3 separate regions of the Homo sapiens genome follow, and all the other regions are linked to region 1. Evidence: chromatin loops called from intact Hi-C (ENCODE). Cell type or tissue: ascending aorta. All regions are shown on one strand. Links, peaks and the distances in the headings refer to the core of each region. The heading gives the core; the rest is flanking DNA.

The links. Peaks named below come from ENCODE experiments on the same cell type or tissue, not always from the same donor. Only the 100,000 strongest peaks of a DNase experiment are listed, where the experiment ranks them.
Region 2: a loop joins it to region 1, with 3.0 times the contacts of the local background. A loop is called at or near these places in 9 of 110 quality-filtered maps.
Region 3: it touches region 1 in a loop (3-fold over the local background); 2 of 110 quality-filtered maps call a loop at or near these places.

Annotation. Positions count from the first base shown.
Region 1 is chr4:123,552,252-123,558,075 of GRCh38, reverse strand. No RefSeq gene overlaps it. Among named protein-coding and RNA genes, the nearest start is that of LINC02435, 33 kb to the right of the region's middle. In ascending aorta, for the core only: no CTCF peak of the experiment used is centred there; DNase peaks (open chromatin) are centred at 2,136, 2,475 and 2,925; H3K4me3 peaks cover 1,483 bases; H3K27ac peaks cover 2,859 bases.
Region 2 is chr4:124,259,486-124,265,309 of GRCh38, reverse strand. All of the region lies in intron 3 of LOC105377406 (a long non-coding RNA gene), which reads right to left. Among named protein-coding and RNA genes, the nearest start is that of LINC02516, 300 kb to the left of the region's middle. In ascending aorta, for the core only: a CTCF peak has its summit at 2,899 (motif pointing right); a DNase peak (open chromatin) is centred at 2,889.
Region 3 is chr4:123,829,603-123,835,426 of GRCh38, reverse strand. The region is part of intron 4 of LINC01091 (long intergenic non-protein coding RNA 1091); the gene reads right to left. Among named protein-coding and RNA genes, the nearest start is that of LINC01091, 180 kb to the right of the region's middle. RefSeq lists a silencer at 2,699-2,993. In ascending aorta, for the core only: no CTCF peak of the experiment used is centred there; DNase peaks (open chromatin) are centred at 2,846, 2,896 and 3,176; H3K27ac peaks cover 1,691 bases.

The DNA.
Region 1 (5,824 bases), core at 310-5,309:
CATCTATCAGGATGTGTGAAGAACAACAGTTGTGCTGAGGTGTGACCACTAAGGTGGCTGGGTAGTTTATTCACTGCACAAGGGCTTGCTGCCACACACAAGATGAAATTTCAGAGTTTTGGGTGCCATGGATATTGCAAATTATAATATGATGGACCTTTAAGGATGCCTTATGAACAGATGAAGCTGCCAATGTTATCTCCATAAATGTCAAATGCCTAACATTATAGATATAGGAGGCAGGATGCAGTTAATCTTATCCCCCAATCACGAGCACATACAGGAACTGGCAGGAAGTAATACATGCTTTAAACCAATTTTAAGGCCACGATCTTTTGCAGATAGATGTCTGTATTCTTCTGAACAGAGATGTGTAGTAGTCAGATATACGTTGGGAAATCCATGTCCCTCCTCAAGAGACCTGTCTGATGATGAGAAAATTGTCTTTACTCAAGAATCTAAATTACCCAATTTCATTACACCATGGTGTGGACCATCAGCGGCCAAGTATAATTTTTAAATTCATCTTTCTTTGCTCTCCTTTTCCCTGAAACCTACCTACAGAGTCAGCTAGGTGCTTGGTTTTATAGGCAATTTGTCACAGTTTTTTTTTCATAGCTAAAGATTACTGAAATATTTGAGACTTTTTTTTAGACAGGGTCTCGCTATGTTGCCCAAGCTGGCATGCAGTAGCTATTCATAGGAACGATCACAGCAGCCTCAAACTCCTAGCCTCCAGTAATCCTCCTGTTTCAGCCTCCCAAGTAGCTGGGACTACAGGCTCACTCTGCACCCAGCTGAGACTCGTTTTTTAACTTCACATTGTAAAAAGCAAATAGTCAATTCATTCACGTAGGTTTTTTAAAAGCCAATTAAGTACATAAACCATTATTTGTGTAATACAAGTTCAAATAATGAAAAAGTCTCCTTTTTTAAAACCTTTAACTAGTTCTTTTGGCATCACAGATACATATATAGATGGTTTCACATGGTTCCAATCCTCAAATAAAAATATTTAAATAAGATTTCATACTAACATGGCTTTATCCTGGCATTTCTTAAACAGATGCAGAAAAATTCCCTTCTAATAAATTATCTGCTCCCACTGCCGCCAACATCCACTCCATCACTACCACCAGCCCCAAATTGCTTTATTGCAGTAGAATTATGTTATAATGTTAAATTGCTATAATTCGGTTTCCAGGCTAGAGGAAAAGCAGCACATATAGTCAGTCTTTCAGAGGCACATTAGCGAATGAAAAGTATATTGCAGGAGAACTAAGGAAGTAAGTCAAGGAACTTTGTCGGGGAAGAAGGAAGTAACTCCTACAGGCTATTTACCCCTTTTACGCCACCCTCTTTGTGTATTCCTGGGGTTTGCTTTGGTTTGGGTATACAGATGTTTGAGGTAGTGAGTGATCATAATAAAAGGTGACTGCAACTTGATGACAGGGCTAAAGAATCTTGGAGAGTTCAGCTGTGCTCCACTACCTCTCTGTTCTCTCCCCAATTCCTAATGTCTTTCATGCTCAACTGAGTCCTTTCCATGTAAAGAGTGACTGATATGGGGACCACAGCAAACATTTTTGCAACACAATTTCTTGCTGTAGAAAAGCAGTTGTAATCAAAATCAATAAAGCACTATTCCTGTGAGCCTCTACGAGACATAGAAACGATATCATTCTACCCAACCCTTCTTTGAAGTGAGATTCCACCACTACCTACCCCTTCATTTAATAAAGATTCATTTTGAATTATTATGCATCGAGTCCTCTGATAGACACAGGGCAGGGAGAAGGGGAGAGACAAAGAGGAAATGACAAGAATGTGGGCCTTGCCATCAGTGTTCTGGGAAGGGGATGGTTGAGGGAATGAGGCATTGTAAGAGAGGAATGTAAAAATCTAACTTTTTGCAGTTCTTTTTCCCCTTTAATCAAGCCCACATGTTTAACACCAGGAACTAAATGTGGTGAGGAGAGAAGGATTATAAAAATGTTCACTTTCATCCTACAGATATGAGAAAACAAGAACATATTGCCATTACTCGACAACTTTATAGCTCCAAATAATGCTAGCATGCAGTAAATCAATGCAGGCTTTCGCTGGCTCATGGAATGCATACCTCACGTTTGCTCTGAGAGGGAGCCCGTGTGATTCCATCTAGTGCCAGGCTGCCAATGGCCCTAGACGGGATTGAGGAGAAGGGGCTGGGGTTGACAGGGGGAAGTGGGGGTCCGATCTGCTCTCAGAGCCAACAAATTCTCCAATCCCTAGTCCCTCAACAACCTTCCTTCTCTTCTTAAGGAATGACAGAAATCAGGAAATATTACTTCGGCTTGCAGGCTTCTGTCCTGGCCTATCAAACCCACAGAGAAGTCTCAGCAAATTACTGGAAACTGCACTTTGAACTTAGTCCCTGGCAAGCAGCCCAGTCAAACAGAAATGTAAAAGTTCCTTTCCTCCGCGGGGCCCCTGCACCAGGGTGTCCCTATAGACACTCTAGAGCTGATTGCAACAGGTTGGAATGAGGCCCCACGCCAGGAAAACAAGCCCTGACCAGTATGATTTCCTACTGCCTGTGTTGTTTCTTAAAAAGGTTTTTTTTGGCTTGTTCTCCCTCGTTTTGTTGGACTAGGTTACAGGCTCAGGTCCCATCGAGGAAAAGACTGGCACCATTTTCACAAAATGCTTAATCCTTGTTTAGTTCGAAAACTGCTCCATCAGCGCCACCAGTAAGTGTAGTCATGTTGGGGGGCAGCTGGGGGAGACTGGTCAGGCCAGTTGCTAAGCAAATTCTTAGAACTCCCAGGGAATCGAGAAGTAATTAGCTTGTAAACCCTGCAGATATTTCTACCTCCGACAAGGGAGACAATATTTCTCTGCCCACAAGGCTTCACTACGTGGTACTAAAATAAACCAACAACAGGGACTGGCATGGAATGAACAGCCTCAGCCGTGCCCGGTCCCATAGCTACTTCTCCTTCATAAGGGGAAACAAAACATTGGCCTCTTTCTAACTGTTATATTTCTAAGAAAACTCAATTTGTACAAGCAAATAAACTGACTCATTATAAAACTAAGAGGTCAACAAGAGGCAGATAAAACTAAAGGTTAGACAGCTGGAGAAACAAGCCTCTCTTCCAGCTGTAATGGGGAGCTCCTTTGGAGGAAGCAACAAGTGCCTTGGGGGATCCATCGTCAACCTGGGAAGAGGAGGGGGCAGGAGAAGAAAGAGGAGCTCTGGCACACTCAAAGCCCATTTTCTGTTGGATCAAACATTCCTTTCGGAAAAACTAAAACTGATGCAAATCATAGCCAGATCTGGCCAGCAGTGACCTAACTCTCTTAATGTGCAATTATTTTCACTGCTTTCTCATAATGGGTTATTTTTCTACATTTGTATTGTTGCATATGCAAAGTGTAAACAGGGCAGTGATCTACTCTTCTGATAATTTTATAAAGAAAATTTCCCAAATGTGTTTTTTAAAGCCCTACATTCTCCCTAAAGGTTTCACATGGATTGGTAGAACCGCTTGTTTCATCTCTCAGCCCACAGCTTACCCCTTCCCTGCCTCCCTGACCTCCAACTGACCCAGTTCTGTAATAATCAACAGTCAATGAACACCACACAATTCAAAAAAAAAAAAAGAAAATGCTATTGGGCAAAGTTGCAGTTAGGGCACTCCTGGTTAGCCCTGTCATTTTTGAGGGAGGTTCCCACAGGTTTTTTATTCTCATTGTTAATGCAGAACTTTTGCACAGCATTTTTCATCTCTTTCCCCCTCTCCTGCCTCCCAGTGGTTCTAGTAGAAGTAAGGTAAGAAAGAACAACAAACCCAAGTTTCATATCAAGTCTACAAAGATAGTATATTCAAGGTGAATCATTCTCTCATCCAAGTATTCAATGTACATTTATTATTATTCCCTCTAACAAAGCAAATATCACCATACATATATCCCTCTTAGTCTCTATGTCCTCATTTACAAAATAACCTGATACAAAAATACCTACCTCCTGGGGATGTTGTTCCAAGAGATGACAAGTGTGGGTGGTCACACCCAGCATGCAGGAGATTCCCTGGGAATAACTGCAAATAGAAGGCTGGATGCTAGATAAGAGGTGGGAGCTGGAGGGGGGCCTCTGGGTAGCAGAAGAACAAAGCCTGCTGGAGAGTATGAACTCCCTAAGAGAAAGGGCAAAGGGTGTAAAGCAGAATCAGGAACTTAGCTGGGTGGGTATCAGGAATTAGAGCAGTGTGAGCCGGGCACAGTTGTTCTGCCTGTAATCCCAACCACTCAGAGACTGAGGCCGGACAATAGCTTGAGGCCAGGAGTTCAAGACCAGCCTAAGCAACATAGTGAGACCCAGCCTCTAAAAGAAGAAAAAAAAAATTAGAGCAGTGCCTCTTGAACTCTGGTGAGAGAATCTCCAGGAGGGCTTGAAAAACAAACAGACCCCTCTGCAGCTCCCACCCCTTTCAGATCCAGTCGGCCTGGCCAGACCCCAGGTGGTTCTGATGCGGGACATCCACAAACCCCACTGAGAAACACCAAATGAGAGAGTGCGAGAAAGAGGAAGAGGGTTAGGGTGAAGTGGAGGGGGATGGAAGGCAGCAAGAGACACCCTAGGAAATGGGCGAGCCTGGTGTGTAATAGCAGCACAGGCTCAAAGGAGGAGAGCACTTGCTAAGGGGCTGGAGTTGGGTTAGAACCAGCAGCCACAGGGAGGGCAAGAACACAGGACTCAGACAAGGCCTTGACTCTCTACAGGTTCAGTGGAGAGGTGGAAGGAGAAGATTATTTTGGTTTATGTTGTTAAATGCTAAAATTCTATTTAAAAAATACAATACCCAAGCAAGCATTTTAAAATTTGAATTATGCTGACAGGATATTCAAATGAAAGTACTCTGAAATTCAGATGAATCCAAGCTCCTTTCAGGAAAGAAGCTTCATTCAAGTAATTTAGGTGGTTGGCTGCCGAAGCCACACAACCAAATCATCATGATCTACATAGATCTAAAACCACCCTATGTACACTACTAACAACAGGTTATTCATTTGTAATCATCTACTTCTTCAATTTCTTACTTACATTACTGACCCAAAACATGAACTTCTGTTCTAAGACACAGAGAAACAGAAAGCTAGAAGAGCTCAGGTTGCAAAGAAGGCCTCCATTTCATTTCAGCAATCCAAGGAGCCACTGAACTTCAGTTGTGTCAAATCACATGGAAAACTAGAACCATGTGGGTGATGACTAGCTACAAGTGAGGGGAAAATTCAGAATGCTTCCAAGTCAAACTTTCCAATTCCCATCTCCACTCGTGGGGGACCATAGCCATCCTTCTGATAACAATAGGGGGAAAAACTGCATTTATAAGGCAACTTAAAACCTTATAGAGAAGGCAATACTAAGATCCTCAGAATAAAAGGAAAAGGGATGAAAATTTGGAGAAAAAAAATGTCTAGGAGATGCAGCATGTGACTAACAGGATTCCCAGAAAGAGAGAAAAGACGATATCATGGAAGAAATTATCAAAGAAATAATGTGAGAAAATTCCCCATCAGGCCAGGCACACTGGCTCATGCCTGTAATCCCAGCACTCTGGGAGGCCGAGGCAGGCGGATCACCTGAGGTCAGAAGTTCGAGACCAGCCTGGCCAACATGGTAAAACCCTGTCTCTACGAAAAATACAAAAATTTGCTGGATATGGTGGCACACGCCTATAATCCCAGCTACTTGGGAGGCTGAGGCAGAATTGCTTGAACCCAGGAGGCAGAAGTTGCAGTGAGCCGAGATCACACCATTGCACTCCAGCCTGGG
Region 2 (5,824 bases), core at 246-5,245, 710 kb before region 1:
ATTCGGGGATTTTAAAATGAGCTATCAAAATACAAAACAAAATGAAGGAAACTTAAATTCACATTGCTAAGTGAAAGAAGCATGTCTGAAAATATTATATACTGTTTGCCCAATAGTTGACATTCTGGAAAAGGCAAAATAATAGAGACATAAAAAAGATTAGAGGTTGCCAAGGATTCTAGAGGAAGGTTGAAGAGGTGAAACAGGAGATTTTTAGGGTGGTGTAACTATTCTGTATAATACTGTGATGTTGGATACATGATTTTATGCATTTATCAAAACCCAAAGAGCTTTACAGTACAAAGATTGAACATTAATGTATGCAAAGTAAAAAAAAAACAAATCATTTAGGGGGTTGGGGAGCCCAGATGGCATCCAGACTGTGATAAGAGAATATATTATAAATGTATGAAACAATCTGACTGAAGGGAATAGGAGCAAGAGATGTGGACCTAAGTATCTTTGGAAATGAAAGGTGTCTGTAAGATTTAAGGCAGAAGGAAATGGGCATAAGCACTCCATTCTAGCTGACAACCTTTTTTCTGTGGAGATATAGGTTAACAGCTCTAATACTGGTACATATGCTCCTGGAATTGAACAGTTAACCAAAGGGATAGCAGGTCATGAGAGCCAGATTTTTCACTGTTGAAGTGGGAATTTACAGATAAGCAAGGGTAGGAGGCTAGGATAATCCACATGGTTATAAATTAGTTTGAGACATCAGTATATACTCATATTTAGCTTAATATAGATACCGACGGACATTGCCTTAGTCCATGTGAGTTGCCTATAACAAAATACAATAAACTGGGTGGCTTATAGGTAACGGAAATTTCTCTCACAGTTTGGGAGGCTGGGAAATCTAAGATTAAGGCACTAGTATGGCCAGGTTATGGATGAGAGCCCTTTTCCCAGATGCAGACATCTCACTATGTCCTCACGTGGTGAAAGGGGCAAGGCAGCTCTCTCGGGGCCCTCTTTTACAAGGTCATTAATTCCATTCATGAGGGCTCTGTTCTCACAATCTAATCAGCTCCCAAAGGCCCCACCCTCTAATACCATCACTGTGGTGATTAGTATTTAACATATGAATATGCGGAGGGAAACATTCAGACCATAGCAGCTACATATAAATATAACACATTTGTATACACACATGATCTTTCTTGCTTTGTTGGCTGAAAGGCTTAGAAGCAATGACGCCCAGTGGCAAAGACCACACCTAATAGCCCAAGGTCTGAGCTGAGCTGCTTGCCCATCACTCCAACAGAGCCATTGCCGCCTTTCCTGCCTTGCTTTCCTTAAGCTACCTGGTTAATGTTTACAATACAGCAATAAAAATAAAATGGCTTTGTGTTCCTCCTCCCTAACAAAACTTGATATTAAAGTGAAATTTTCAGTATTTCATCCAAAGATATTCTGGGACTTTTATCCACTAAGATATCAATGATGGAATCACTAGTTTTGAGCTGGATAAAAGAATGAAGTTCTCAATATCTTTAAATCATACTACTTCCAAATTTTATAGATCTTACTTTGGTTTCAGGATAAATTTGATAAAATACACTACATATCAAATGTTGGGCCAGACATAAATATTGAATAATAAGTATAATATTTTAAAATGAAATCGCAACATAGTAGGAGGAATGATAGCACTACTACCTATATTTTATTAAACTCGCTATGTTTATTAGTATATACTTATATATTTACACATGACTTCAAAAAATAAGCAAGTAAAGAAATCTATGCAGTAATAATTATCCAGAAGCAACTTTTGCAGTGCTAGTACTAGCATTCCATTTTCATTGTTAGAGTGAACTTATTACATACACAATCACTCTAAATTCTTGCACAAATTCTATTCTTATAATTATTCATACTATTTATTTTTTAAATAATTAAAACCAAGCACTTATGGCCTTAATACTCACAAGCCCTGTATAATATAGTGCCATTATTTCCATCTCCAATTTACTGATTAAGGCATTAGTGTGATTACATGATGATCACATGGTTTATCAATGGTAGAAATGGCATTAAAACACACATCTAATGTCAAAGCCCAGGAATTTTACCTTTCCTCCATGCTGTCACCATAACTTATAACCAGTGTCTTTAGTAATTAGTGTTCTGATATACAGAGGAAGAAAGGAAGAAAGGAAAGAAGAAAGAAAGAAGAAAGAGAAAGAAAGGAAGGAAAGAAAGAAAGAAAGAAGAAAGAAAAAGAAAGAAAGAAAGAAGAAAGAAAAAGAAAGAAAGAGAAAGAAAGGGAAAGAAAGAATAAAGGGAAGGAAAAGAGAAAGAGGAGGGAAGGAAGGAAGGAAAGGAAGGAAGGAAAGGGAAAAGAAAGAGAGAAAGAGGGAGGAAAGGGGAAGCAGGGCAGAAAGAAGGAGGAAGAAAGGAATAAGAGAAGGAAAGAAACTTATTTGTATGTGTTGTTTTTCATATTACTCCCTGCTATCTGGTTTTTTACAAATGTGAATTGTTTGTAATAATGCGTTCAGCAGAGGTGAACTTTCGCCTAGTTCCATTTGAATAAACACAAATGCTATATTTTATTCCTGGATTCACCACTGACTCATTGCATTTAATTGGATAAAGGCACTTCAATTTTGGGAGCCTCAAATTTGACTTCAATAAAATAAGGAGGTTGTACTGTATCTAATGTCTGAGGTCACCTCACATTTTAAAAAGTTGAAGTTCATTCTAACTCTATATAGACTTAGGTTTCTCCTTTAGTGGATATGATACATCATTGAATTGAGATCATCTGATGGGGAAAATTTTGAGGTTATTACTCTTCTAGCATTAAGTCTCCGTGTACTTTTGCAAGGAGTCTCGCAGTGCCTCCAGATTCCATCTGCGTCCCTATTGATGCAAGATGCAGGGACCAGGAGAGGGCAGTAGAACTCTACCAATGAAAACGAAATGCTTGCGCTAGCACTGCACAAGTGGCTTCTGGATAATTATTATTGCACAAATTTCTTTACTTGCTTATTTTTTTAAAAAGTCATGTGTAAGCATATAGATATATGTGTCCTCAGTGAGTAGAAATTAGTTATGATGATTATTATAAATATTTGCTACATCAAATATTTATAATATAATCATAGCTAATTTCTAATTACTAAAATAGTAATTAGAAAAATAGAAATTAATAGTAAAATAGAAATTAAAATACTAATAACTAAAAACAAAAATTAAAAATATTTATCCAACTTGCTGTTGTAGAACTCTATAAAAATGAGTTCCTTTTTAAAGAAATCAAATTATTTCAGTTACGAGATAATAAAATTGATTGTTTTCATCAAATAAGGAAATAAGAATGTTCATAATTGTAAAAGAAATAAAATTCAAAACTACATTACCTCTTGCTAGGAATTTTTTTTAAGTTTTTCTATTATTTTATATCATCTGTGAAGAACAAAAATTAATGAGGGAGCAAAAATAAACCATCTTAGGGCTATATCTCAGAGAACTAGTTAACTCTGTAATGGTGTCGCGTGTAAATTTGGGGAAATAATTTTTTTATTTAATTTTATTTTTTATTTTACAGCCTTATTGAGATATAATTTACATACAATAAAATCTAAACATTTTCAATAATTGTATTCACCCAAGTAAAAAGTTATGGGCTGTTTCTATCACCCCAGAATGTTCCTACCTGCTCCTTTACAAAATAGATTTATAGTTCTGAAATTTTATATAGATGGAATTATACGATGCATACTCTTTTGTGACTGGTTTCTTTTGCTATTTATATATGTCGTATCGTGTTGAGTTAGTACCTACGTATGACTGAAGAAAATTTCTTTATATAAATATACCACAATTGGTTTATCCATTCACCTGTTGTTTAATATTTGGACTGTTTCAGTTTGAGGTATTATGAATCAAGGTGCTAGGAGTATTTATGCCAGGATCATTTATTTTGGTTGGACATAGATTTTCATATCTTTTGGATAAATACCTAGAAGTGGAATCACTGGGTCTTGTTGAAAGAGCTCATCAACTGTGTTAGAAACTGCCTGGTTGTGTTATATAAGTACTTGTACCACTTTTCATCCCCACCAGCAGTGCATTAGAATTCCAGTTGCCCCACATTCTCACAGACACTTGGTATTGACAGTTATTTTATTTTTAGCCATTCTAGAATGTGTTAGTGGCATTTCATCATGTAACGAAATTACACTGATTTCATTGTAGTTCTTTGACTAATGATGCTATATAACTTTTCATTTTGGCTATTTGTTTACCTTCTTTTGTGAAGTGTTTCTTCAAGTCATTTGCATAGTTTTTTTTTTTTAATTTGGGCTACTTGTGTTTTTATTGAACTGTAGGAGTTCATTATGTATTGTGTATACATGCTCACACGTAAGTATTGTGAATTTTAAAATATATATTTCAGATACAAGTTCTTTGTAATGAATACTTTCTCCCTATCTGATATCATAACTTTCCATTTTCTTAAAACCATCTTTATAAGAACATGAATTAATATATTTGGTACAGTACACATCATAAAATTTTTCTTTTTTGGTTCTTGATCTTTGGTGGTCTGATCTAAAAAATCTGCTTAGTCTATTGTCATAAATATTTCTTCCTATGTTTTCTTTTTGAAGATTTAGACTTTGGGGTATTAACATTTAGTACCGTGAACTATTTTGAATTAATTTTTGTGTAGGCTGTGAAGTAACAGCTGAAGTGTATTTTTCTCCATATGGATAGCCCGTCGTTCTAAAACCATCTGTTGAAAAGATTGTTCTTTCTCCTTCAATTATTGTGGCACCTTGTCAAAAAAAATCAATAGATTCCGTGTTGGTCTATTTCGGCCCTATCTATTTTGTTCCAGTGATCTTTATTTTTATCCTTATACCAACATGAAGCTGTCTTAATTATGTAGCTTTATAGCAGAGGTTCTTACCCGGGGGAGATTTAGACTCCAGGGAATATTTGGCAATGCCTGGAAACATTTTTAGTTATCACAATTAGAGGGTGTGGCGGATACTACTGGCATCTAGTGGATAGAGGCCAATGATGCTGCCCACCATCCTGCAATGCACAGGGTAGTTCCCACAAGAAAGAATGATCTAGCCCTAACATCAATAGTGTCTAGGTTGAGAAACCCTGATTCATAGGAACTTTTAAAATCAGTTAGTGCAAAGTCTCCAACATTGTTCATTTTCAAAATTCTTTTGGCTGTTTTAGGCTTATTGCATTTTCATATAAATTTAAATCAACTTGTGCATTTCCAAAAAAGAAAAAGAAAACAAAGTGAAATTTAAATAGAGATTTTGTTAAATCTGTAGATCAGTTTAGGCAGAACTGACATACTAATCAGATGGAATCTTCAATCAAAGAACATGATGTCTGTGTGTGTGTGTGTGTGTATGTGTGTGTGTGTGTGTAAAGAATACATATATATGTATATATACATATGGAGAGATACATCATTCTTTGGTTGAGATAAATTAAAGAGGTATATATACACTTTAATTTATCTCAACCAAATAAATTTAGCTTGTAATGTACAAGCTTTACAGATATTTTATTAAATGATACTAAATATTTCAACTTTTCCATGCTACTTAGGGCATATTTTCTTTTACATTATTTCATTCATAAATAGTTACAATATTCCTACAGAGTAAAATACAATTCCCTTTTTGGATTGACCTTGTATCATTTGACTATACTAAATTCACTTTTTGTTTCTGAAAAATTTTAAGTATAGTTCTCAGGTTTTAAAATGTTTTCTGAATATCAAGATTGGATATTTTTTCAATCTCTTCATTTATTGTTTCTTTCCCTTGCTATA
Region 3 (5,824 bases), core at 572-5,571, 280 kb before region 1:
CCAAGTTAGATGTCAGTAGAGCACAGCAGAAAGAGCGCTTACTGGACTGGGGTTGGAGCCTGGATCCCAGCTCTTACTTGCCACTTGGTAATTTTTTTATTTTAATTTTTATTTTTTTTGTGTGACAGAGTCTCGCTCTTTCGCCCAGGCCGAGGTGCACTAGCGCTCTCAGCTCACTGCAAGCTCTGCCTCCCAGGTTCACGCCATTTTCCTGCCTCAGCCTCCCGAGTAGCTGGGACTACAGGCGCCCACCACCGCTCCTGGCTAATTTTTTGTATTTTTAGTAGAGACGGGGTTTCACCATGATAGCCAGGATGGTCTCGTTAGCCAGGATGGTCTCGATCTCCTGACCTCGTGATCCACCCGCCTCGGCCTCCCAAAGTACTGGGATTACAGGCGTGAGCCACCGCCCCTGCCGCCACTTGGTAATTCTTGACTCAAGTAAGACCAATTAACATCACTTGGCCTTGGAGTATTCTAAGTCTTTTATTTTATAAATTGAAGAGGTTAAACTCAATGTGCTCTGATGTTCCTATAAACTTCTATGATCAGAAATCAAATATTTCGTAAGCCTCTTGGTAACTATTCAAATCTAAACAGTATTTTTAGGATTTTCTTAAGCATGGTATCTGAGTCTGAAACACATGGTAATAAGAGCCATAGTAATAGTGATAATAATGATGATAATAAAATAGCTGTCATTTATTTATCTGCAAATATTCATAAGGGCCTAGCTTGTGTCAGATGCTGTTCTAGGCAATGAGGGCACGGGAGAGAAGGACACATACCTGAGTTTGGGGAGTTTATATTCTAGTTTAGGGAGATGACATTTAACAAGTGTAATACAGCATGTCTAATTGTGATAAGGACTCAAAGAGAAACAGTACAAGGATTGGCAATGAAGAGTGCTGAAAGGCATTTCAGAGCATTCTTTAAAATACTTATTAGGAGCCATGAATTTTACAGGGATTCTCTCATTTCATCCTAACAATAATCTTATAAAAATTATTATCTTATACCTACTGTACAGATGAAAGAAGTGGGCTCAGAGACATCAATGAAATGGCTCAGGGTCACACAGATCGTTAAGTAGTGAAACTCTAGAGCCCAAGTCCTAACCATTATGTGGTACTGCTTTCTACCAGATGATACAATACAAGTCTCTAACGATCTCATAAACCAATATAAACACACAGATTCTGTACACTCAGAGCTCCTTTTCTTTCCTGCTGTGTTTATCCATAAAACCTATTGAAAGTGTTAATATTATTAGGAGGTAGCATCCTGGCACATATGATTTTTTCCTAAATCAGTGCATCTTGGGCAATGTTTGAAAAGCAGCACATAATAACCACAATTAAAAGACCAAAACTTAACAAGAGAGAAAAATCATTACAAAGACTTCATGGCATGTTCCTCAACTGTACTAGGTTGGTGAAATATTCTATACAGATGGACCCTAGGATACCAAAATTATATTTGTGCATTAGTCCTGTTCAAGGAAATACAAATCACATTTCAATGCAATAAAATAATTAACACCAGAGACTGTAATAGAATCAAATTTCACATAGAGCAGGGACACACAAGGGTAACATAGTGAAATGGTTAAATGCATGGATTCAGTACTCAAATACATGTTCCAGCTTGCTCTGTCACTAACTCTACCTTCTTAAAAGCCTACTATCTTCTCTGAATGCTGGTTTTCTTATCATTATGATAGTAATAATAATAGTATCAATCTTATATGTTTTGTGAGAATTAAAAGAGTTAATGCATGTTAAAGGCTTAGCTCAGTACCATCAAACAGGAAATGTACAATAAATCTTATTTATTACTGTTATTATCATGAATGGATGTGCCACCTTGAGCAAAGGGGATTTGAATGCTCAGAGAAGTAAAAGGTCTGACACTTAACAGGATACCTGATGTTATTTTTCCAAGAACCTATCTACACATGAGTGTTGAAGGAACCACTACTCCCCCTTCCCAAATTGCTGCCTCGGGAATATATTTAGAAACTAATTGTTAACAGTAGCAGCATATCCAAACAAAAAGGGCAATGACATAACTTTGACTCATTTCTGTACATTTATATAAATAATTCAACTAATGAGTGTCTTACAAGAAGAAAGAATGAAGATGACGCCACTGGTATGTAAAAATATTCATATCAACTCAGCCCCTTTTGTTAACTCTCAATAGCTACTGATTATCTGATTATTCCTTCTCATCTGTGTTTGGATGACTTCAAGGCACTTCCCAGCAAGTAAACTCATAATATTAAAGCAATGTTCTTTCCCAATTTATACCAGATTTCATCCCATCATATCAACAGCCCATATAGCCAAAGAAAGGGCTTTCTTACACATGGTTTCCATGGTGTTTATGCCTTTCTATCCTAAACAGACAGATGCATTAAGCAATGCATGTCAATCCCATTATGAGGCTGTGAAATGGGCAGAAGTTTTGTTACACACTCATGCAATCACACACATTGTGAACATCCTGTTTATTTGGCTCATCCTCTGATGATTGGCTGTGGTATATCAGCACATTACTGACAGCTGGGAATTTCTCCAGTGGAACATGCCTTTCCTATGACAAACATCCAACGAGCAATGGGAACATGTGTCTGCCCACTGTGCCCATACAAAGCAGCCCAGTTTCTCCAAATGCAGAGCATATTGGGTGCTTGGATTTTCTCAGAATGCCACCGACAGGCCCCTGGTGACCTTTAGGGGCCATATGAGATAATACATTCTTAGACTCCTATTTCCGGACTGCTTTGGGCAAGGTCAGGATGGCAAATGTCCCACTTCCACAATATCAGATGTTACGGTAATTCCTTTTAGCTAATGTGTAAGAGCAAAGGAATGCCTTCAAACCTCATCTAGGCCCTGTGGAATCTGTTGAAAATGCATGACAGCTGTGGGCTTTGGCGAGGTTGTCTGTGAATGTATGAGATTTGGAAACCATTCAAAGCTAGAAATAACTGTACAACTCATAACCCTTCACCACTGCTCACTCTCTCTCTCTCTCTCTCTCCCCCCTCTCCCCCCCCTCCGCCCCCCGTCATGTCATTCTCTCTTCCCATCACTCATTTCTCATGCACTGTATCTGGGTCACAATCTCATCCTCCTGACTCAAATGCATCATCACTGCTGGGAACTGTGGATAACATCCTCCACACAAAAAGATGGGAAAAGAAGAAAGAGGCAGGGGTGGCAGTGGGGGCAACAGAAGGATTTTAATAACGCACAAGAACAGGAAATTGAGAAAGATCTTTTTTTTCAGTATCCAACTGGGAGTTGAGAAGCAGCAGCAAACTCACACTTATTTAAAGGCCCATCTGCAGGTAGAATCATCCTCGGGTGCTCGAATGATGTGTAAAGGCACTTGTTTTCCTAAACCTGAATAATACTTTGAAAGGCTATGGCTATTTATACTTCACTTTTGAAACTTGTATGTGTATTTTATGCACCTCACCATTAACTCTCACAGCAAAAGAGTTTGTGAGTGACATTTTTGAGAAAAGTAGGATAATTAGGAAAAGGAACTGAGAGAAAAGGGGTCAAGCTCAAAAGCCGGCTTTTTATTCAAATGACTTATACCCAACTACACTATTGATTCTGACCTCAGAATTCCTACTCTTGAAATTTTGACTTAAATTATCATCTCCAGATTCAAAGACTCAGCAACCTGGTTCATAAACAATGTGACACCCTGGTAATCACTGGCTTTTTTCCTGTAACTTCTGCTACTTCTACATAGATTTAACATACTACCTCTTGGCACAATCAGGTTGTTCCAGCAGTTTTTACTTTCTAGTTAAACCCAGGTTTTTCACATGGTGGCTGTGGGTCAGTCATTGACCATAATGACTTTTCAGCAGTCTAAGCTAAGAGGCACATTATCCACAGTTTAGCCAGGATGGAGCTTTACAACTAATGAATTATTTTGGCAGTTAATATTATCCCACTGATACCCTAAAATGAAACAAAAACACATAGATAACATTAAAACAACTAATTTAGAACATGGGAAACTATGTAAAGAAGGAAAAAAAAACCTTCCTATACAGAATTTTGCTGCATGCTCTCATGAATTTCATTAGCTACACGGATCTAATTGAGTGTTGAGAAGCAAAGGAAAAACAGGTCTGCCATCCATACACTAACGCTTACGGCATCTAACGCAAAGGAGAGATCCCCATAGAAACTCACAGAGAAGGCCACAGATGCTCCCTCAGGGGCATTCACTCTTACATTTAGATCATTTCTAATTAGCTATGTTATCTGGATTCCCAGGCCACGATGAATTAAAAACTGCACTAGAGGAAGACAGGGATCTAGGAGAGGGGAGCGTGCTGGCAACAGGCAGGGGCACAGCTGGTCAGCTCACAGCAAGAGAAAAGAGCAGCATGATTGTCAGGGTATTTAGGAAAGAGGCCCCAGAACATTATAATATCACACAGAACAATAATGGATGTGTATAATGTTGACCCTGGGTCAGCAGGGAGAAGATGCATTCTGTATAAGAATCCAGAGAACTATACAATATGTTTTAGGTATATTTATATCAAAACAATTTAAGTTATAAATTTTGGTACTTCAAAGGAGTTGATTTCCTTTATGTCTAAAATGAAAATACATGAAATACTTCTCCGTCTCCAAATAACAGATTTTATTAAATCACTGTATTTAAATACAGAAGACTTATACATAAAATTTAATATCAGTGTCTCTTATTTTTTTTTGCTCAGACTCCACAAGATACACATTGCATGCCATTGTCTTTAATTAAACACGTCCTAAATAACTTCAAGAGTATCCTACCACAGCCAGGCATGGTGGCTCACATCTGTAATCCTAGCACTTTGGGAAGCCGAGGTGGGCAGATCACTTGAGGTCAGGAGTTCGAGACCAGCCTGTCCATCATGGCGAAACCCTGTCTCTACTAAAAATACAAAAAATCAGCTGGGTGTGGTGGCGTGCGCCTGTAATCCCAGCTACTCAGAAGGCTGAGGCAGGAGAATTGTTTGAACCTGGGAGGTGGAGGTTGCAGTGAGCTGAGATCACGCCATTGCACTCCAGCCTGGGTGACAGAGCTAGACCCTGTCTCAAAAAAAAAAAAAAAAGAAAGAAAGAATATCCTATCACAAAAAGAAATCTAAAAAATTGTGAAAGTATCACTCTATACACATACACACACACATGTACACCACACCAACGACATGAACACTGAAGGAGTGTACCTTCAATGTCAGTTTCACAAAGGGAAGGGCAATGAATTAGTCAAGCAGAGTGAGGTGACGAGCATTTCACATGAAGGACATTCACAGGCAGATTCAGGAAGGAGGTAGAAATGCTTAGGAATTAGTTTGTCTAGATGAAAGGCTAGGTGCTTGTCCTCCTGTCTCATCATGACTTCCCTCTTTTCTCAACTTCTCAGTGCTCACTCTTCCTGGTGCTGACATTCTCATGCCTTGTCATAACATCAAGGCTATATACCAACCTGGCTCTCATTCTGTAGCTATGACTCCACCTACTGCTAAGCTCCTTTTGTAAATTCTGCAGTGGACACCTTTGGGATTGTCTACCAGCACCACATCCCCTTATTCTGATAACTGCCCTTCACCCTATTGCTTTAGCTTCCTAAGGTTGCCACAGTAAATGACCACAAACTGGGTGATTTATTACAGCAGAAATTAATTATCTCTCAGTTCTAGAGGCTGGAAGCCAGAAATCAAGGTGTCAGCAGGGCCATGCATCCTCTGAACCTATAGAGGAAAATCCTTCCCTGCTTCTTTCAGCTTCTAATG